2 separate regions of the Homo sapiens genome follow, and region 1 is linked to region 2. Evidence: chromatin contacts called from ENCODE POLR2A ChIA-PET data. All regions are on one chromosome and are shown on one strand. Each heading gives the region's core, a stretch centred on a gene start or an enhancer-like site at or near the end of the contact. The rest is flanking DNA. Distances are from core to core; before and after follow the strand shown.

Evidence for each region. ChIA-PET counts read pairs that join two places held with the same protein, here RNA polymerase II (POLR2A).
Region 1: POLR2A ChIA-PET joins it to region 2 with 11 read pairs in BJ. The contact joins the promoter of H3-3B here to the enhancer-like site in region 2. POLR2A ChIA-PET finds 5 or more read pairs at or near these places in 7 of 52 experiments (BJ, HEK293, HepG2 and 4 more).

The regions. Positions count from the first base shown.
Region 1 is chr17:75,778,422-75,782,656 of GRCh38, reverse strand. H3-3B (H3.3 histone B) reads left to right here and starts at 2,878. Exons shown (of 4, transcript NM_005324.5): 1 at 2,878-3,000; 2 at 3,473-3,610; 3 at 3,694-3,847; 4 at 3,934-4,235. The coding sequence starts at 3,483. The coding sequence ends at 4,062. RefSeq lists a silencer at 3,288-3,557 and an enhancer at 3,186-3,790.
Region 2 is chr17:75,544,813-75,549,379 of GRCh38, reverse strand. The region is part of intron 2 of LLGL2 (LLGL scribble cell polarity complex component 2); the gene reads right to left. Among named protein-coding and RNA genes, the nearest start is that of LLGL2, 21 kb to the right of the region's middle. RefSeq lists an enhancer at 3,872-4,567. Within about 2 kb of position 2,084, at least 4 of the 41 ENCODE cell types and tissues checked have a DNase peak (open chromatin) inside an H3K27ac peak, as active enhancers do.

The sequences.
Region 1 (4,235 bases), core at 1,629-4,128, 230 kb before region 2:
GGTGGCTTTAGTTTCTAATAATCAGCAAAGCTGGAAAGAAAATGACTGTCCATCCACACAAAGGCATGGAAATGACAGGATTCTGTATAACCTAGAAAAATCGTGAAACACAGCAGGGAGTGGTGGCTGAAGCCTGTAATCCCAGCACTTTGGGAGGCCGAGGTGGGCGGATCACAAGGTCAGGAGATCGAGACCATCTTGGCTAACATGGTGAAACCCTTGTCTCTACTAAAAATACAAAAAAATTAGCCAGGCGTGGTGGCGGGCGCCTGTAGTCCCAGCTACTCAGGAGGCTGAGGCAGGAGAATGGTGTGAACCTGGGAGGCGGAGCTTGCAGTGAGCCGAGATGGCGCCACTGCACTCCAGTCTAGGCGACAGAGCAAGACTCCATCTCAAAAAAAAAAAAAAAAAAAAAAATCGTGGAACACAAAGTGGGGGACCAATTTAGAAAGCCTATTCCTCTTCTAGGCCAAAGTCAAAAAAAAAAAAAAAAAAAAGATGACAAGTTATTTTTCTGTTTGCATCCCAGAGAATTTGACAGCCTCATATGTGTGTCTAAACAGTCCCCTGTTTCTTAACTTGACACAGGTTTGAGAATAAAGCATGAGAATCCACCTAGGTTTCTCTTCTCAGCATGGCATTAATAAAATCATGTAATTTTTCCCTACCTCAAATTTTGAGTCAAAGGCAGAAATCAAAGTTGGTTATCACAGTAAATTTAGGTATATGATGATTAAATACATAATGTGCACGTTAAGATTAAGAAGGCTGGCTGAGCGCGGTGGCTCACGCCTGTAATCCCAGCACTTTGGGAGGCGAGAGGCAGGCGGACCACGAGGTCCAGAGATCGAGACCATCTTGGCCAACATGGGAAACCCTGTCTCTACTAAAATACAAAAAATTAGCCGGGCATGGTGGCGCATGCCTACAATCCCAGCTACTTGGGAGGCTGAGGCAGGGGAATCGCTTGAACCCAGGAAGTGGAGGTTGCATGGAGCTGAGATCGCGCCACTGCACTCCAGCCTGGCAGCAGAGCAAGAGTCCGTCTCAAAAAAAAAAAAAAAAAAATTAAGAAGGCTGAAATAATAACAGGAATTTGATACCAGAGATTGAGATGAAGCTGAGCTAGTTTTTCAAAGTGTGCATTTTTTTCTCATTGTTTGATACTTGACCACTGGTGTGACAAGTCAATATTGAGGTATTTGTACTTACGTACTGTAATTCTCTGAAGGTCAGGCATGGTGGCTCATGCCTGTAATCCTAGCACTTTGGGAGGCTGGGGCAGAAGGATTGCTTGAGTCCAGGAGGTCAAAACTGCAGTGAGCCGTGGTCACTGCACCACTGCACTCTAGCATGGGTGACTGGGCAAGACCCCACTTCAAAAAAAAAAAAAATTACCGGCCAGGGGCGGTGGCCCATGCCTGTAATCCCAGCACTTTGGGAGGCCAAGGCGGGTGGATCACAAGGTCAGGAGATCAAGACCATCTTGGCTAACACGGTGAAACCCCGTCTCTACTAAAAATACAAAAAAATTAGCCGGGCGTGGTGGCAGGCGCCTGTAGTCCCAGCTACTCGGAGGCTGAGTCAGGAGAATGGTGTGAACCCAGGAGGCGGAGCTTGCAGTGAGCTGAGATCGTGCCACTGCACACCAGCCTGGGCGACAGAGTCAGACTCCGTCTCAAAAAAAAAAATTAATTTAGTTGAAACCTATGCATACCTGTATCTGCTACTTTTTCTTTTAATAGTTTAGAATATTTGCTGGACCAGCATCAGAACTATAGAGTAGAATGCCCAAGGCTCTATTTCAATTTTCTGGGCTTTGCTTGGCTAGTCTTAACCTTAAGCCTGCTATGGTATTTTATATACTTGAGGCAACTGAAGAACTGACTATTACAATCTACCCAAGACATTTACTTAGGCAAAGGTAGGGATTAGCATATTTACACATTTGTCATGTTTCTTCAGAAGTAATACCTGCCAGGATATGCTATTAAACAAAAGGGCACATATCTAGTTTAGTTATCTTTTGTTTATTCTTTATGGACATGCAAATACTATAGTAGGACTATTTACTTTCTAGCTGTAGTCATTTCATTCACTTGAAGTACATAATTCAAGTAACATGTTGCTTAGTAAGTTACCTCTTGTTTAAGCATATGGAAATCAAAAAATATTTTGTGACACCTTAAAAACATACAAAACAGTTCCTCTAAAATAATTTATTAACATGTTTATTTGTATTTATTATTTACCCCTTCCCACCCCACCAAGAGACCTGCTTTTTGTTAAAAATGTATGTGCATGATATATGAAATACTTGATAATATAACATGATTTACTGAATTCTAATTCTCACACTACGCACTTAACTATCAAAATATTATGAAAGGTAAATAATCCAGGGAACACATTTTATTTTACATCGGAAAATATTTACAAAAATTTTGTTAAAGTAGCCTCTCTGGGTGCATAGCATTCGCTTGATGCCTGTGAGTTTAGACTCCTGCTCATTCTGATAGAGACCAATGCAATTCATTTGCATTGACTTTCTATTGCAGAGCTTTGGAACCAAGGGAAGGATCCAAACATAGCTCCATTTTATCCAATCAGAAGGGCCGCTTAGTGCTAAACTCTGATTCGTCCATTCCTCTTTGCATCCATCCAATCATTAGGCCACTTTAACAGCCAATCAGCGGCGTAGATATGCACCAATCATGGAACAGTGCCGAAGCACGGCCTTTGTGTCGGGGGATGTCAGCGCGTCGGCGAAAGCGCCCACCAATAGAAAAAGTCGTTGGTGTATGCAAATAAGGGTTCTATGACGCAGAGACGCAGCGTGAAGCGTGCCTATAAAAACGGAGGCGACGCGGGGGCTTGGAGCGCAGAGCGGTTTGGTCGTTCGTTGGGCGGTGCTGGTTTTTCGCTCGTCGACTGCGGCTCTTCCTCGGGCAGCGGAAGCGGCGCGGCGGTCGGAGAAGTGGCCTAAAACTTCGGCGTTGGGTAGGCGTTCGTAGGTTTACCCGCGGCTTCAGGTTCTGCCAACCGTTGGCGCCGCGCGCCGCGGCCGTTGGGAGCCGAGCGGCGGGGGCTGCTCGGGCCGCTGGCGTCGGGTCGGGTATGGGGCCGGGAGGTTTCCCCTTGGGGCTTTGTTCCGGAACTGTGTCCCCGCCTTTTCCCGGCGGTGATTCAGAGGTCCCGACGCCGGGTTCCGGGCAGTCGGGCCTCCGCCCGTCGAGGAAGGGAAGTGACTCCTCCCCGCGCTCCCCCTCCCGGGGGAGGCTGCCGCTCCTCGCAGCCTGAGTCATTAGGGGAGGGGGAGGAGGTTGGCGGCCCTCGGCCATCTGCTGCCGCGAGGTGGGGCGCGGGGAGGCGGGAGGCCCGGCGGTGGGGCCAGGATCTGTTCCTCCCCCCGCAGCCCTGGGGGGCGGCCCGGGTGAGCGCGGCGGCCTTATCTTCGGGGCGTCTTTCTTAGGTGAAAGAAAATGGCCCGAACCAAGCAGACTGCTCGTAAGTCCACCGGTGGGAAAGCCCCCCGCAAACAGCTGGCCACGAAAGCCGCCAGGAAAAGCGCTCCCTCTACCGGCGGGGTGAAGAAGCCTCATCGCTACAGGTAGGTCGGGCGGGGGAACAATGGCCCGGCGGTGGCCGGCTTTGTGCGGCAGCGTCCGCTCACTCCTCCCCTGCTCGCTGCAGGCCCGGGACCGTGGCGCTTCGAGAGATTCGTCGTTATCAGAAGTCGACCGAGCTGCTCATCCGGAAGCTGCCCTTCCAGAGGTTGGTGAGGGAGATCGCGCAGGATTTCAAAACCGACCTGAGGTTTCAGAGCGCAGCCATCGGTGCGCTGCAGGTAAGACAAAGGCCTGGAGCCGGGGGAGGGCTGGGCGGTTTCCGCTCCCCGAGTGGGATTAATAGTGCGGCTCTCGTCCTCAACAGGAGGCTAGCGAAGCGTACCTGGTGGGTCTGTTCGAAGATACCAACCTGTGTGCCATCCACGCTAAGAGAGTCACCATCATGCCCAAAGACATCCAGTTGGCTCGCCGGATACGGGGAGAGAGAGCTTAAGTGAAGGCAGTTTTTATGGCGTTTTGTAGTAAATTCTGTAAAATACTTTGGTTTAATTTGTGACTTTTTTTGTAAGAAATTGTTTATAATATGTTGCATTTGTACTTAAGTCATTCCATCTTTCACTCAGGATGAATGCGAAAAGTGACTGTTCACAGACCTCAGTGATGTGA
Region 2 (4,567 bases), core at 835-3,334:
TGGGTGTGGCTGCTTGGGGTGTGCCTGGGTTTGGCCGAGGGGAGCGAGCTGGCTGTGAGCAGTTGTCTAGGAACGGGTTTTACCTTGACTTCTCCAGCAGCACTTCCTCCCTCCCGAGGTCCCATGGTTCCTTCCCTTGGTCCTCAGTGGCCCTGTCCTGGTGCTGCAGCTGACTTGTCTGTCTGTCCATCCCTCCAATAGGCTTGACGGCCCACCATATATAGCAAACAGTTACTTCACTGGTGAAGTAACTGAGGTGTGAAGGGAGGTGAAGCCACCACTCTAAGGCCACACAGCCAGACCACAGGTGAAACCAGGACATCCTCACCCCAGCCAGTGCCCCTGCCCCGGATAAGCTCCAGCTGTGCAAGCCCTGGGGGCCTTAGTCTCCTCCCCTGCAGAATGGAAGCAACACCCATCCTGAGTTGTTGTGAGGGTGACACCACAACAAGGCAAGTCCTGGTAAGGCGTCGACCTGTGTCAGGCACCGTTTGAAGCAATTACACTCCCTTAGGGATCATTATGATGCTGTTGGAACTCAGGACATACCACCCCAAAATACCACTGTAGGAGACCAGAATGGGCTACCCCAAAGTATACTTCTTTGGCTTTTTTTTTTTTTTTGAGACAGAATCTCACTCTGTCACCCAGGCTGGAGTGCAATGGCGCGATCTTGGCTCACTGCAACCTCCGCCTCCCAGGTTCAAGTGATTCTCCTGCCTCAGCCTCTCAAGTAGCTGGGATTACAGGTGTGCGCCACCATGCCCGGCTAGGCTGATCTCGAACTCCTGACCTCAGGTGATCTACCTGCCTCAGCCTCCCAAACTGCTGGCATTGCAGGCAGGAGACACGGCGCCCGGCCACTTCTTTGGCATACTTTGAGCTGGTTATTCTCAGAAAGTGCAGACATGGGAGTAGCTCTGAAAAGCTGTCCTTTAGCCGGGCGTGGTGGCACATGCCTGTAATCCCAGCTATGTGGGAGGCTGAGGCTGGAGAATCCCTTGAACCCGGGAGGCAGAGGTTGCAGTGAGCTGAGATGGTACCATTGCACTCCAGCCCGGGCAACAAGAGCTAAACTCCGTCCAAAAAAAAAAAAAAAAGGAAAAAAAAAATTGTCCTTCTGTAAAATAAATTTACATCCACAAAGGAAAGCTACATTAGTCAAGTACAGGCGGAATATCCCTCATCTAAAATGATTGCGAATAGAGGGTTTTAGATTTCAGAATCTTTTGGGTTTCGGAATATTTGCATTATACTTACCGGTCGAGCATCCCAAATCCAAACTTTCAAAATCTGAAACGCTCCAGTGAGCATTCCCTTTCAGTGTCATGTTGGCACTTCAAAAACTCAGATTTTGGAGCATTTCGGATATCAGATTTTCTGATCATGTATGCTCAATCCATATCTGTATCAGGAAGAAGGCTGCTCCAAGGCAACTTTTATTACCCAGGACCTTCTCTGCATAACAAGACAACCTTCATTCACCTACACTTCCTCCCCTCACCTTCCTGTAACCTGGTCACATTCCACCCCAGTCCTCATTTTTTTTTTTTTTGAGACAGGGTCTCACTCTGTCACCCAGGCTAGAGTGCAGTGGCATGATCTCGGCTCACTGCAATCTCCGCCTCCAGGGTTCAACTGATTCTCTTGCCCCAGCCTCCCTAGTAGCTGAGACTACAGGCGTGTGCCACCACACCCAACTGATTTTTGTATTTTTAGTAGAGATGGGGTTTCGCCATGTTGGCCAGGCTGGTCTCTAACTTCAGACCTCAAGTGATCCACCCACCTCAGCCTCCCAAAGTGCTGGGATTACAGGCATGAGCCACTGCGCCCCGCCTCTCGTCAATTTAATTCATAGCCCAGCCAAAGAACCTAGAAGGCTGGAGGGAAGCCAGTTTTTGCTCCCCTACAATGCCCATTTTACAGATGAGGAAACTAAAGAACAGAGAGGCTAAGTAATGCGTCCACTGTGTCTTACACAGTGAGGAAGCATCAGAGCCCGCATCTAGACCCAGGTCATGTGGCTGCAAAGTCCCTGCCCCTAACCACTACCTGGCCCCTCTGATGCCTGGCACATAGCCCTCGGTGAACTGGAGTTACCGCTCTGACAGCCAGTTCCTGGCAGAGTTCAGAGACTGTTCGCAATCACAGATCCTCTGGAAGTACTGAAGCCAAAGAAACAAGACGTCTCCCTCTCAGGACCCCCGGGGCGATGTCCTTGCTCTCTTTGAGGCATCGGGCTTGGTGTGGGTATAAAGGAGTTGAGCCAAAAGGTGTTGGACAAAAAGGCCAGAACTGGTTCAGAAGCCAGTGTCTACAAGCCACCTGGGGTCGAGCTGTGATGGCGCCACTGTCCCAGCTGTCACAGTACCCAGCAGACTGGCCTTCCAGGACCACTGGAAGAGATGACCTGAGTTGCCAGCATGAACACTGTCTGGGGCCTGACCCTCGCCTACACCAACAGCCCACGTGCCGCTCCAGGCTCCAGCCCTGGGTATCCCACCGTCCGCTGGACCTGCCCTCCGCCTGTCTGCTGGACCTGCCCTCCGCCTGTCTGCTGGACCTGCCCTCCGCCTGTCTGCTGGACCTGCCCTCCGTCTGTCTGCTGGACCTGCCCTCCGCCTGTCTGCTGGACCTGCCCTCCGCCTGTCTGCTGGACCTGCCCTCCGTCTGTCTGCTGGACCTGCCCTCCGCCTGTCTGCTGGACCTGCCCTCCGCCTGTCTGCTGGACCTGCCCTCCGCCTGTCTGCTGGACCTGCCCTCCGCCTGTCTGCTGGACCTGCCCTCCGCCTGTCTGCTGGACCTGCCCTCCGCCTGTCTGCTGGGCCTGTCCCAAGGCTCCCCCAACTCAACCTCAAGCCACATGACACCCACCACAGAACGATGCTGCCGGACACTGCAGCCGCCAGCCAGACGTGGCCTTCGATTCGTGCAGGAACTCATGTAGTCCTCACACCAACTCTATGGATGGAGTGGCTCTGATTATCATTATCTCAGAGGCATGTGACCTGCTCAAGGTCACACAGCTGGCGAGCCGGGCAGTCGGCACCACTCACCTCTGGGCAAGCTGCCTCTCCAAAAATGGAGAGCACTGTTGTTGCGATTGTGTCCAAATCAAAACGATCAAAATACATTACTTTTCCTCAAATCTGTTCTTCGCCACTCCTGGCCTGGGCTCCCCCTCCCAAGGCCTGGCACCACCACCTACCCAGGTCAGAGACTTCACGGTCATCCTGCACACCCGCCTCCCCTCCCCATCCCCTCCCTCTTTACTGCCCCATCAGCAGATCTCAGCCCTGAATAGTTCTCTATTCCATGGGTCTCAAACCAGGAGCGATTTTACCCCTCAGGAAACATTCTTGGTTGTCACATCTTGACAGGCTGTGTGTGTATGTATGTGCTACTGGCATCTAGTGGGTAGGACTAGGGACACTGCTAAATAATCTACAACGCACAGGACAGCCTCCGCAGCACAGCCAGCCTCAAATATCATCTGTGAGTGCTGAAGTTGAGAAACCCTGCTCAATTCATGCCTCGTTCCCATCCCCACTGGCTGGGCTTCCAGTCCCTTCCTTCTGGGCTGTCACCTATCTTAGTCGGGGCAATGTCTCCTAACTGCTCTGAGCTTACCTGCCTTGCCCAAAGGGTAAAAACATCTCCAGGTTTATCTTTCCTACATTGTAAATGGGACCACTATTCACTCCCTTGCTCACAACCCCTGGAGCCGCAGGGTCAGATCAGGCCCAGATACCAGCAGCCTCCCTGCTTCACAGCCTGGGCTGGGGAGGGGCAGGGCAGACGGGATCCCAAATCCTCTGGGATCTGGCCTCATCCTCCAATCCCACCCTGCTGGCCCCACCACACTCCCCGAGCCGGATGAGTCTACCCCGCTCCTGAATCCCCTGGGCTCTCCCCTTCCTCCTCTCCACTTCCAAGGCCTGAAATTTCAGGCCATCAGCCTCCTCCCTCCTGCAGACTGTAAAAGTGGAGGGCAGAGGCCTAATCAGATTCCCATAGCCCTGAGCCTTGGGCTGTGGATCCAGTAAGTGCTCAATGCATGCTTCTTGCATATGAATGGAAAGAAGAAGGCAGAGCAGGAGACCCAGGAGCCTCCCTCTGCCACCCCCAGGCCTGGGAGTGGGACAATCAAGTTTGGGGATCACCCCTGGGGGATAGGGGAAAGAAGAAGGGACAACTCCTTGCCCCAGCTCCACCCTAGCCTCACTCAGCTGCACAGACAGAACTTGGTGCAAGGGGGCAGGGGTAGGGGGGTGTTCAGCCCTATTTGCTGAGCCTGTCAGGTTTCTGCCACCTTTTCAAAGCGAAAGACTGGAGGCAGATGGGGGTCACTCAGTTCCCTTCCATCTCCCGTGGACACCGAAGCTTTGAGACCCAGCACCCATAGGCTACTCCCTCCAGAGCAAGGGTAGCAGGCTGTAGGTGTCCTGAGATCTCCCATTCCCAACACCTGCACCCCCATATCCCAAGGCCCAAAAGCGAGCTGGCAGGAGGCACGTTGGGATAGGAAAGCCCTAATTCCAGAGGCAAATGTCCTCGTGGCAAAGCT